2 separate regions of the Homo sapiens genome follow, and region 1 is linked to region 2. The links are chromatin contacts, found by Hi-C in ENCODE. All regions are on one chromosome and are shown on one strand. The core of a region is the stretch at or near the end of the contact, and the rest is flanking DNA. Distances in the headings are between cores, read along the strand shown. Region 1 holds the start of FUCA2 (alpha-L-fucosidase 2). Region 2 holds the start of AIG1 (androgen induced 1).

Evidence for each region. A loop is a pair of places that touch in the nucleus more often than their neighbours do. Pooled maps may share reads with other maps.
Region 1: a loop to region 2 is called in a map of naive thymus-derived CD4-positive, alpha-beta T cell, with 2.2 times the contacts of the local background. The contact joins the promoter of FUCA2 here to the promoter of AIG1 in region 2. A Hi-C loop is called at or near these places in 1 of 168 maps with a recorded cell type or tissue (naive thymus-derived CD4-positive, alpha-beta T cell), 1 of 37 single-sample maps with no recorded cell type and 13 of 50 pooled maps.

Annotation. Positions count from the first base shown.
Region 1 is chr6:143,507,177-143,513,004 of GRCh38, reverse strand. It overlaps FUCA2 (alpha-L-fucosidase 2), which reads left to right and starts at 1,285. Exons shown (of 7, transcript NM_032020.5): 1 at 1,285-1,594; 2 at 5,581-5,768. The coding sequence starts at 1,371. LOC105378035 (a long non-coding RNA gene) reads right to left here and starts at 1,220. Exons shown (of 4, transcript XR_007059796.1): 1 at 229-1,220; 2 at 1-11. LOC124901417 (a long non-coding RNA gene) reads right to left here. Exons shown (of 2, transcript XR_007059798.1): 2 at 5,675-5,828. RefSeq lists enhancers at 325-985, 1,007-1,186, 1,297-1,426, 986-1,648 and a silencer at 1,849-2,052.
Region 2 is chr6:143,059,603-143,065,321 of GRCh38, reverse strand. It overlaps AIG1 (androgen induced 1), which reads right to left and starts at 4,433. Exons shown (of 6, transcript NM_016108.4): 1 at 4,256-4,433. The coding sequence starts at 4,396. RefSeq lists enhancers at 3,894-3,943, 4,544-4,673, 4,499-5,437 and silencers at 4,134-4,203, 4,454-4,543.

The sequences.
Region 1 (5,828 bases), core at 36-2,535, 450 kb before region 2:
CCCTGTCTCTACTAAAAAAGAAAAGAAAAATACAAAAATTAGTCTGGCACAGTGGCATGTGCCTGTAGTCCCAGCTACTCTGGAGGCTGAGGCAGGAGAATCCTTGAACCCGGGAGGCAGAGGCTGCAGTGAGCCTAGATCATGTTACTGCACTCAAGCCTGGGCGAGAGAGCGAGACTCTGTCTCAAAAACAAACAAACAAACAAACAAACAAACAAACAAACAAACCAAACAAGAGGTGGAGGTGATAAGCTTCCCAAATATCCTTTTGATTAATCTTTCCAAGTTGCTGGCCTTTTTTCCCAAGCTTGCAGGTTTCTTAAACATTCATTCCACTGGTTTCACCTGTCTCAGATCATCTCCTTGTTCAATGCAGTGGTTCTCAGGAAAGTTTGGACCACCAATCAGAAACATCACAATTTTGTTTTCTTTCTTTTTTTTTTTTTTTTTGAGATGGAGTCTCACTCTGTAGCCCAGGCTGGAGTGCAGTGGCACCGTCTCTGCTCACTGTAACTGCCTCCCGGGTTCAAGCGATTCTCCTGCCTCAGCCTCCCGAGTAACTGGGACTACAGGCGTCCGCCACCACGTCCCGCTAATTTTTTGTATTTTTAGTAGGGACGGGGTTTCACCGTGTTAGTCAGGATGGTCTCGATCTTCTGACCTTGTGATCCGCCCGCCTCGGCCTCCCAAAGTGTTGGGATTACAGGAGTGAGCCACCGCGCCCGGCCCAACATCAGAACATCCTAGAAGTAGGAACTGGGTAGAAACGCAAATTCTTGGGCCCCAACCTAACTGCTGAATCTGAAGCTCTTGGAATTTCATCTGATACAAATTCAAGGTTGACAACCACGGTTCTAACATGCAGGATCTTGGGAGCTGATACAGAGGCCGAGAAGGATCTAGGTTGCTTTCCATGTTCCATCATGGCGAGACCCGGCTGAAGTTCCTGCCTTGACCTTCTCGTGCACGCTTCGGACGTGTGGAGCAGCCACCAGGGTGGGCTGGGGGCATTGTCTTCTTGGGCAGTTTCTTGGTCAGGGTCGTGTCTGCTTGAGGGCAGAGGCGCTGGCCACAAGGCCCTGACTCAGACTCATATTTTCCCCTCAAGAGGACAGAGCCTTAGCAAAGCCGTCCCAGCTGGCTTTGGGGTAATGCTGGCCTTAGTTATGCTGAGCGATGCAGCCCTCCTGAGGTCATTCGGAACGCCCGGGAGAGTGGCCACTCCCGCCCCAGAGGGGGAAGGGTGGCCGGTTTCCAAGTCCGACTTGGTCAGGTGACCGCGGCGCGGCATACTCAGCGGCAGAGACGGAAGAACAGCGCTCCCGAGGCCGCGGGAGCCTGCAGAGAGGACAGCCGGCCTGCGCCGGGACATGCGGCCCCAGGAGCTCCCCAGGCTCGCGTTCCCGTTGCTGCTGTTGCTGTTGCTGCTGCTGCCGCCGCCGCCGTGCCCTGCCCACAGCGCCACGCGCTTCGACCCCACCTGGGAGTCCCTGGACGCCCGCCAGCTGCCCGCGTGGTTTGACCAGGCCAAGTTCGGCATCTTCATCCACTGGGGAGTGTTTTCCGTGCCCAGCTTCGGTAGCGAGTGGTTCTGGTGAGTGCGCTCCCTTTTGTCTCGTCTGCCGCGCTTTTGTCCCCACCCGCAGCCTCCAGCCACCACCCAGCGGGCCTGGTTCGCCGCCTGGTGCTGCCTGCACCCTCGTCGGTTTCACCTCCCACTGCGTTACCCGCGTTTCGCACTTCCGGGTGTCGAATATGTGGTTTCCTGCCTAAGTGCTTCTGCTGGATGAACAGGGAATTTTTCTTCCGTGTGACTGTAAGAGTTTTCAGATACTCCTGACTCCTCAGCTTCTTCATAGTTGCGCATATTAAGCTGTAGTTATGACACTACAACATCGAGCTACTACAGACATTCATCAGTTTGTGCAGGGGCATCACACGAGCGGTGACTCAGGCACAATGGCCTATGGTTGCTCTGCTGCTACCTGCCAATTTACAGTCGTTCTGCCATGAAGTTATGGTTAAAACATAGTCATGAGTATGTGAAACGACTGTTCATTGAACACCATTGGCTACTTAATGTTAACATGTTACCCATGTGTGGCTCTAGGAACTTTTTAAAGAGGTTCTAGAATGGTACTCTTAACACAACCCAGTTATCATACTGCCGTATGAAAGGTGCTACACAAAAATCTGTGCGTTAGATTTTACCTTGAGATCTATGTGAAAATGTGCATGTAATTTCTTAAACTGTTGCACATGTCTTTTCTGACTAAATGCTACAAGTATTAAGTCCTTCAAAACAGAAATATTTTGTGTGCATATATAGAAACATACACATAATATATTCTTTTTTTTTTTTTTTTGAGACATAGTCTCATTCTGTCACCCAGGCTGGAGTGCAGTGGCACCATCTCGGCTCACTGCAACCTTCGCCGCCCGGGTTCAAACGATTCTCGCGCCTTAGCCTCCTGAGTAGCTGGGACTACAGGCGCACGCCACCATGCCTGGCCAATTTTTTTGTATTTTTTAGTAGAAACGGGGTTTTGCCATGTTAGCCAGGCTGGTCTTGAACTCCTGACCTCAGGTGATCCGCGGTGGCTCATACCTGTAATTCCAGGACTTTGGGACACATAATATATTCTTAAGTAAAAGAACGGAATCATTAAACAGTATTTATTTGAATCAACTATATACTACATAAATAGTATACATCCAAATTAACATACTATATTTAGTAGACACAATACAGAGTATGAACTATATATTATATTAACATTACATAGTATACATGGTACCATGCTCTACTCTAGGGGTAGAAAAATTACACCTCCATTCTGTTAGGGTCTCTGCTGGGTCCAAGAATTAAATTGACATTGTGTGACTAAATTATGTGGGGAGACTTAAATAATAAATTTTAGCAAGTTCTGTACAGTATTCTACTTCTTGTCTTTGAAGCTTAGGATGTTGCCTTTCCTTCTAGTACAGAGTGCCTTTCATACTGGAATTTCATCTTCTCTCCTAAGAAACAGCACAAAGGGCAAAGTGCTCTTCATGCACCTGCTATTTTTCGAGTTTCTTTACCTTTAAAAATGTGCCAAAATAGCATATTTTAACCCTTTCATGACAAAGAAATTGACTACCTGCAACCAGTAACCTTTCTTATTGGTAGGTCAATTGATGTAAAAAATAAAACTGGATAAGCTATGGAGAATTATTCATATTTTAAATAATTCACCTTCTAAAACAGAGACTCTTTATTCTTATGCCAAAACATAGCTACTTCAAAAAGATGTTACAAATCTTTATTTGCATGTTTTGGGCTGTAAGGAATCTTGAGCTTGTTTTGGAAATATTTTAGATTAGTGTGGTACATAATTAACAACTTTCTTCCCCCTAAATTGTATCTTATATTATCATTTTGTTCAACCATGAAGATTAGGTAAAGATATATTGGTGCCAAAGAGGATTTGACATTTTTGACTGAGACTAGTACTATGCCAAAATAAAACAGCTAGTTTTGAGTCATTTTATTCTTTGCTATGAATAACTTCATTTTCTACAGATAAACCCATGGTTATTTTGACCTAGAATAATAAAGATACTTCTCATACTAAACAAAATAGAGAACAGATTCCTGATGATCTGAAAATGCATTAACCCTGTGGAAGATTCTTTAATTACCTGTGATTTCCCTTTGTATCCTCTGCTCCTCACTCTCAATTTGACTTTCGGGGAATCAACAGTATAGATGAGTATATGTGACTGTTTTAAATGTCTATTAAAAACCAAATATAAATGATAGACCTTTACCATAAATGCCTCTTTTCATCTCTCAGCATGAAATTCAAGTCTAGACTGTAGGGGACAGTGCAGGTTCAAATTAGATGATGCTAGGAGAAATTCCTTATTCTTGTTCAACTTTCTGAATGTCCCAGTTTCTCTTTTGCAGTTCAATTTAAAATGTAATGCCCGTAGTCCCAGATACTCAGGAGGGTGAGGTGGGACGATCGCTTGAGCCCAGGAGTTCAAGGCTGTGGTGTGGTATGATCATGACACTGCACTCCAAACTGGGTAATGGAGCAAGACCCTGTCTCAACCAATCAATTAATCAATAATAAATAAATAAATAATAAAAATGCTTCAAGGATTTTAAACCCAACTAAAAGGTATAATGATAGGGGCTTGTTATCTCACATAACAGGAAATTTAGAGTAGTCGGTTCATTGATGAAATCAAAGACACGGGCTCTTTCTTTCATCCTCAGCCTGGGGACTTGTCCCTTCATGGTCACAGGATGGCAGCCAGGCACCATAACTTCACACAACCCTGCCCAAAGGCAGGAAGGCCAGTGTCTCTTTTCATTAGGAGGGAAACCATTTCCACAGTCCCCAAAGTTGGCTTTCCCTCAAGTTCCCTTGGCCAGCATGGATCTCACATCCCTGTCGCAGCTGTAGTGGAAGCTGGGAAATTACGTAAATACGACTTTTGGGCAGGCAAACAGCATGCCTGCCGCATAGTATGCCCTTCAATTATTTCTTCTTAGCAGAGTCTCCTGATCGTCTTGGGAAATATAGTGCTGATTATGGATTTGCTTATCCTGTAGAAATACTCATATGAAAGGAATGGTGATAGAAAAAGCAGGAGGTGGGTCAAAAATGGGGGTTGCATCTATTTCATGAGGATAGTTACTGCTGTGTTTATCTAAAATGTGTAGATGTGCTTTTCCTCATGAAGTCTTGCTTACGCAGTTTAGGGTCAATATACCATTGCTTAGAATGAATGCGTATAGCAAGTAATTGTTGAAGGTTGAGTCCATTTATTAAAATAACAGCATCTTTTTAATTTTACTTTTGCCTCCCTTTCTGTCCTGTGCCTCCAAAGTGTTCTCTACTACTGAATATAATAGATGCATATTATGTTTTAGGCATGTAGTCTTCCTTTTAGAAGCCCTAATCACTTATGTTACAAGGGACAATGTGTAAAGACATATACTACATGTTGTGATTTAAAAGTGAAGAATTAAAAGAGAATGGGGCTGGACACGGTGACTCATGCCTGTAATCCTAACACTTCGGGAGACTGAAGCAGGAAGATCGCTTGAGCCCAGGAGTTTAAGACCAGCCTGGGCAACATATGGAAACCACATCTCTACAAAGAAAAAAAAAATAGCCAGGTGTGGTGGCACGTGCCTGTGGTCCTAGCTACTCAGGAGGCTAAGGCGAGAGGATTGCTTGAGCACAGGAGGTCAAGGTTGCAGTGAACCATGATTCCATTACTGCATTCCAACCTGAGTGACAGAGTGAGACCCTGTCTTAAAAAAAAGAGAGAATGGGTAGCTGAGTTGCCTAGAATGCTCTAGTTTATGAGCTGAGTGGATATCACAGGGGGATAGGTGGAAAATGAGAGGGGGTTTAGTTTGCATAAGCTATCTTTAAAGCCAAGTCAAACTAATGGGGAAGTGAGAAAGAGAATCTGGGTCCTATCTGTGTGAGGGGTAAATGGTAAGGGGAGCTGGAGCAGTTCTTTTAAATATGTGTGTATGTGCTGTTTATGCACTCTTTCCTTTCCTCCCCTTAGGTGGTATTGGCAAAAGGAAAAGATACCGAAGTATGTGGAATTTATGAAAGATAATTACCCTCCTAGTTTCAAATATGAAGATTTTGGACCACTATTTACAGCAAAATTTTTTAATGCCAACCAGTGGGCAGATATTTTTCAGGCCTCTGGTGCCAAATACATTGTCTTAACTTCCAAACATCATGAAGGTAAGTCAATCCAGCCTATGGAAATTGCTGACAATGGTTAAGAAATGAAAAGTTGTTCTT
Region 2 (5,719 bases), core at 3,184-5,683:
GAAATACTTCATAGTAAAGACCTAGTTTTTCCAAAGTTGTCCATGTCAGGCCTCTAAGCCGAAGCTCAGCCATTGTAACCCCTGTGACCTACACATATACATCCAGATGGCCTGCAGGAGCCAAGAAGTCTGGGGCAACCGAAAAACCACAAAAGAAGTAAAACAGCCAATTCCTGCCTTAACTGATTAACCAACATTACAACATTCCACCGTTGTGACTTGTCCCTGCCCTACCTTAACTGATCAACCGACCTTGTGACATTCTTCTTCTGGACAATAAGTCTTATGATCTCCCCACCATGTACCTTGTCACCCCCTTCTCTGCTAACAATAAATAACCACCTTTTACTGTAATTTTCCATTAGCTACCCAACTTCTATAAAGCAACCCCTTCCCCATCTCCCTTCGCTGACTCCTTTCTCAGACTCAGTCCGCCTGCACCCAGGTGAATTAAAAGCTTTATTGCTCACACAAAGCCTGTTTGGTGGTCTCTTCACACAGACACGCTTGACAGTCCAGTCTTTACAAATCCTCATATTGCCCACTGTTACACATATGTATGTCTCCTCCACATAATTTCATGGATGAAGTAGGAAAAAACTTGCATTTTTGTTAAAGCTAAAATTAACCAGTTATCTACTATACATAAAGGGCTAGCTGAGTCACTGCATTTATTTCATATAAGTACAAAAAGAGTTAAGTTTTTTTTCTAAGTCAGAGGCTTTAAAGCCAAGTATACTAGTTTTCTATTACTGTGGTAACCAATTACTATCAATTGAATGGCTTAAATGACACAAATTTATTATTTTACAATTCTGGAGGTCAGAAGTCCAAAATACACTACCATTAAGCTGTCAGCAGGTATGTGTTCCTGGAAACTCTAGGAGGAAAACCATTTTTTTGTCCTCTCCAGCTTCTAGACACCTCTCACACCCCTTGTCTCCTGGCTCCATCCTCCATCTTCAAACCCAGCATTGTCGTATCTCTCTCTGACTTTCTTCCAGTCACATCTTCCTCCAACAAGCTCTTGTCTTCTGTTTCCCTATTCCTTTTAAGGACCCTTGTAATTACATTGGGCCCAATGGGATAACTCAGGATAATTACCCTATTTTAAGGTCAATTGATTTGCAATCTTAATTCCATCTGCAACTTTAATTTCCCTTTGCCATGTAACCTAATGTATTCACAGGTTCCTGGCATGAGAATGTAAACATCTTTGGAGGCCCATTATTCTGCCTACCACACCAAGACAGTGTTCTTTTTCCATTTACTAACTTCAATTTTCCAAAAACACCTTAGTTCTCTTACAGTTTCTCAATACTAGGAAAAGAAACCATTGGAGAATAACAGTATAAGATTACTGGTAGCAACAATGTGTATTTCAGTTTTTGACCATAAGCTCTGAATCTACTGGAATGACCCTCATACCCAAGGAGAGAAATGAATACAGCCAGAATGGCCACTGCCACATAATCATCTGCTCCTGGATGCATAGAGCCTGAGATTCCTGACTCAGATCCTGGTAAACTGAAGCCATGGAATATGGAATCCAACTGTGGCTATCAGGATAAATGATTCCTGCAATCCAAGTTGGCTAGAAAAAAGGGCCTTCACATTACAATTTTAAAAAGTTAAACTCTTGCAAAATTACTCCAATAAACTTAGACTCATTAATATTGTACAAGGCACTAGGTAATAAAGTTTACGGTCTTTTTAACATTAAAAGTGAAAAGTAAAATGGCTAAATTATAGTAGCCTAATCATTTCATGCCATTACTGAGGATTGACAGGTTGGTTGTTTTAACAGCTGTACAATGCTTAAGCTCTAAGGATTCTAAATCTCAAATAATAAAAAGAATAACACTTTGCATGAATGTTTTTATGAATATATCTCAGACATACTTTCTCACAGGCACTCTTTGTTAAAGATAATTATTATGTTTCAATCAGGAGCCACAGAGTAAAAAATTACAACGCTGGCTAAAGGTCCTATACAATCTGAAGCTAAATATGAAGCAAAGTAAATGTTTCACATTTGAATCTACTGTCTGACTTCTGGGATAGAAAAAGTCCTGTATGGTGATTAGTATTTAAAACAGGCAAGTCCAATCATTGAATGCTAAAAGATAAATTATATGACAGCATATCAAGCTGACTCTACTATGGTTTCATGTCACACAAAGGTTATGAGAGGTATATCATTTCTTCTGAGCCTTGTTTTTCAATGCACAGTAAGCAATGCTAATTATGAAAAGCAGGCATCTCTTGGGTTAACCAACACCCTCAATTTCTACCTCTGTTCACCTGCTGACCCCTGCCTTGCTCCCACAACACAGCATCTACTGCAAGAGTGATGCTGAGGGCTGTTTCTAGAACCTATGGCTCCCACAGCATCTCTGTATTCTTGCCCAGCACTGCTCTTTAGCAACATTCAAATAGGCCAGCTCTAAGTAAGATCTGACTTAGGAATGGGATAAGGCAGTGTCCCAAAAGGAGTTTTGCTCACATAGCCCCTCAAAGAATTCTGAAAATCTATGCACATATTTTTAAATAACATCTCAACATCCTTAACATAGTTAAGTGTAAACACTTGAAAAAGGGACATCTTTCTGGCGCTCTATGGGTGGTATGCTTGCTTCATATACATATGCATCAGAACCTCAGGGTTGCAGATTTAGCTCATTCAGTATACAGAAAATGTCTGCTACACAACATAATTGGCAAAGCCAATCCTCATTGACAAGCCAATCAACCCAATAAGACTTTCTGTCAAGGCAACTCCGACATTGTTGTTCAATCAAATATAAAGATAGCCCTGGTGACAACCATCTATCTTCTGGAAGCTAAAAGGAACAGACAGAAAAGCACACCTCAGAGTCTTGTCACGGGCTCCTCACTTGGATGAATGGGGAGAATGAAAGGAGAACTGGCAGGCATCACGCATGTTCAGAGGGAAATTAGTTTCAAGCAGAGTTGGAAGATGAGGATCTGAAAATTAAAACCCTTGCAACATTCTATACCCTGTGAAGTCTTGTGGGCCTAAGGGTATGTGCACAGTTTGGAGACTGCTGGGCAACAGAATTGAAATTCCACTCTGAAAGTATCTAATATAATGCAAATATAAGGTGTTATTTTTAAACCAAAAGCCTCTCTGCATTTCTTTGAGGCATCCTAAGCCTTTGGAAATTTTTAAAACAGGTATCATGTTCTCTTCATCAGAATGGAGGGTCAACAAGAGATTATAATCTTGCTGGTGTAGCCAACCAACTGTATAGTCTTGGATAAACAGTTCAGGGAGTCCCAGGAATTGGTTCTACAATTTCTCTGAGTGCTTTAGAACTTCATTGCTTTTGTTTTAAGCCTCTTCCTAATAATCTTTTAGCGTGTGTCTTAGTCACCTTTACCCTGAAATTCCTAGGTCCATCCATGAGTTCATTATTGGGCCTTATGCCCATGTTCTGTTCTCCAGGGAGGTTGAAGAGGGCCTTTTAGTGCCAGAAATAGAAAAACTTTCAAAATGATATACTAATAATAACCTGCACCTGTCAAGATTATCATATTGTGCCAACAGAGGAGCTGCTTATGCAAACTACTGTAAATTTGTACATGGGAAGACAGAGAAGTGTGTACAGTCACCTTGGAAATGCACTTTGAACATCTCTGTCTCCTAATATGTACGGGGTAAAGGTTGAAAGTAAATTATTGACAATGGGGGAAAAAAACAGATGCAAAGAAGACAACTTTATTAGGTGCTTTCTCTCCCTTATGAGAAGGATTTGGTTCTTTCAGGTGAAGTTCCAAATCACTAGACAATACCCAGTTTCCTTCAGTTGCAACAAGTTCATCCCACGGTGGGTGCTCTGAAAAGCACCTTGAGGGCGAATGGGTCTCAGGCCATTCAGGATCAGGTCCGATGCTTTTGTTGAAGATTCTTCCCGTGTCACCTCTTAGAAGCAGTTCGGTGTCCCCCTCCAAAGAGCCCACCACCTGGCTGCGCCCCACCTCCATTTGTCCCCCAGTTGCCAGGTAAGGGTACCCAGCTACCAGGTAACGGTGAGTGGTTCAGAAGGTGCCGCTGCGGGGGCAGCCAGGCCTTCACACGCAATCACTGGGGAAGAGGCGAGGACACGGGTGGATGCTGGAGGCGCGCACGTGCGCAGGTGCTCGCGCATCCACACACACACACACACACACACACACACACGCACACACAGGCACGGGGTGCGGGGCGAGCAGGGGGAGGGGACGGCCTTACCAGATCAATGAACGTCAGGAATTTCCAGCTCCCTCCGTAGGTCTGGTGTGAGGGCATTTCGATGGCCTTGTAGTTACACAGGATAGAGCAGTAAGACAGCAGGATTGCCATCCGCAGCACCTGGCAGGGGACAAGCGCCATGTTCGCCAGAGGCCTGGACCGGCTGGGCGGCAAGGAGGGCGGGCGTGAGGGAGGCGCCGGGCGCGCGGGGGCGGGCGCCGTGGGAACCCGGGCGCGGGCGCGGGCGCGGGGCGGGGCGGGGCGGGGGCGGGGGCGGGGGCGGGGCGCGCGCCCCCGGGGACTGGCGCGGCCGCGAGCGCCCGGGTGACCTGTACTGGCCGGGCGCGGTTTGCGGACGCTCTCCACTGCCGGCCGCGGCCTGGCAGGCGGCGTGTCGTCATCTCTTTCGTCACCTTCGTCATTCTGCTCCTGCGTTCGCAGGGTCCCGGGACACCCGGCCAGGAGGCGCCCCCTAGGCATCCCAGGTGTGGATGCGACCTCTGAGTGCTACGAGGGCTCGGGAAGTGCGCGCTGATCTCCAGGGGGAAGCGGGCCCTGTGGCTAGTGGGCGCCGGGCCGGGCGAGGGGGCGGGGAACCTAGACTGAAGGAGTGGACCCCAGTGTCCACAAATGTTCCCGCCCCGGAATCGCGGTGACGCTTCCTGGGGTAGTTGCAGTTGGCCGAGAGCTGGTGCCCCGTGCGGAGGGATCCGGTGGGGGTGTGAACGTGGGGTGTAAACCCGAGCACAGGCAGCCGCGAGTGACTTTCAGTATTTTGGGGCAATAAGGTTTTCAGTGTTGACAAACGACTGTCAATCACTAGGAAACTCTCTCAATTCTGCTTTCAATGGGTAGGCTACGCAGCACTTTTCCATGACAGATTGAATAATGTCATATCAGTATATAACATCAGCTAGAATATGAACTTTGGACAAGAGGTTTATAGATAAAAAGCTATAAAGAAAGGATTTTCAAATAACTTTCTGCCACAAGATTGCATTCAGCTTTAAAAAATTCCAATTTTGGATGTAAAACCCCTGCGTGTAATTTAATACTAATCATCTGGTTGTTAAACTGGTTTTGCCCTTACTTTTTTCTTACACTACACTACCAGGGCTTAATGGAAGGAAAATAAATATAAACTGGAGTCCCTCCTGCCTTCCAGTAAATGTTGTCACACTGAAGTTGCATCAGTCTGTGGGCAACATTTTCATTTCAGCCAACCAGTTGCAGGTTCGGATTATGAAAAGGCAACATAGGTATTTCCTGTGGATCCATTTAAAACAGGTGTCCTCTTCAAATAGTCTCTGAGTCAGAGGATGTGGAGGGAGGGCTGGTGGGGAGAAGCATAGTGCTAGAGGTAAAGAGAAAGTAGCAAGCAAGCCATGGATGTTTTCCTGAATGTTTCCAATCAAGCTCTAAACTAAAATGAAGAGACCCACTAGATTTTTTTAATTGGCATTA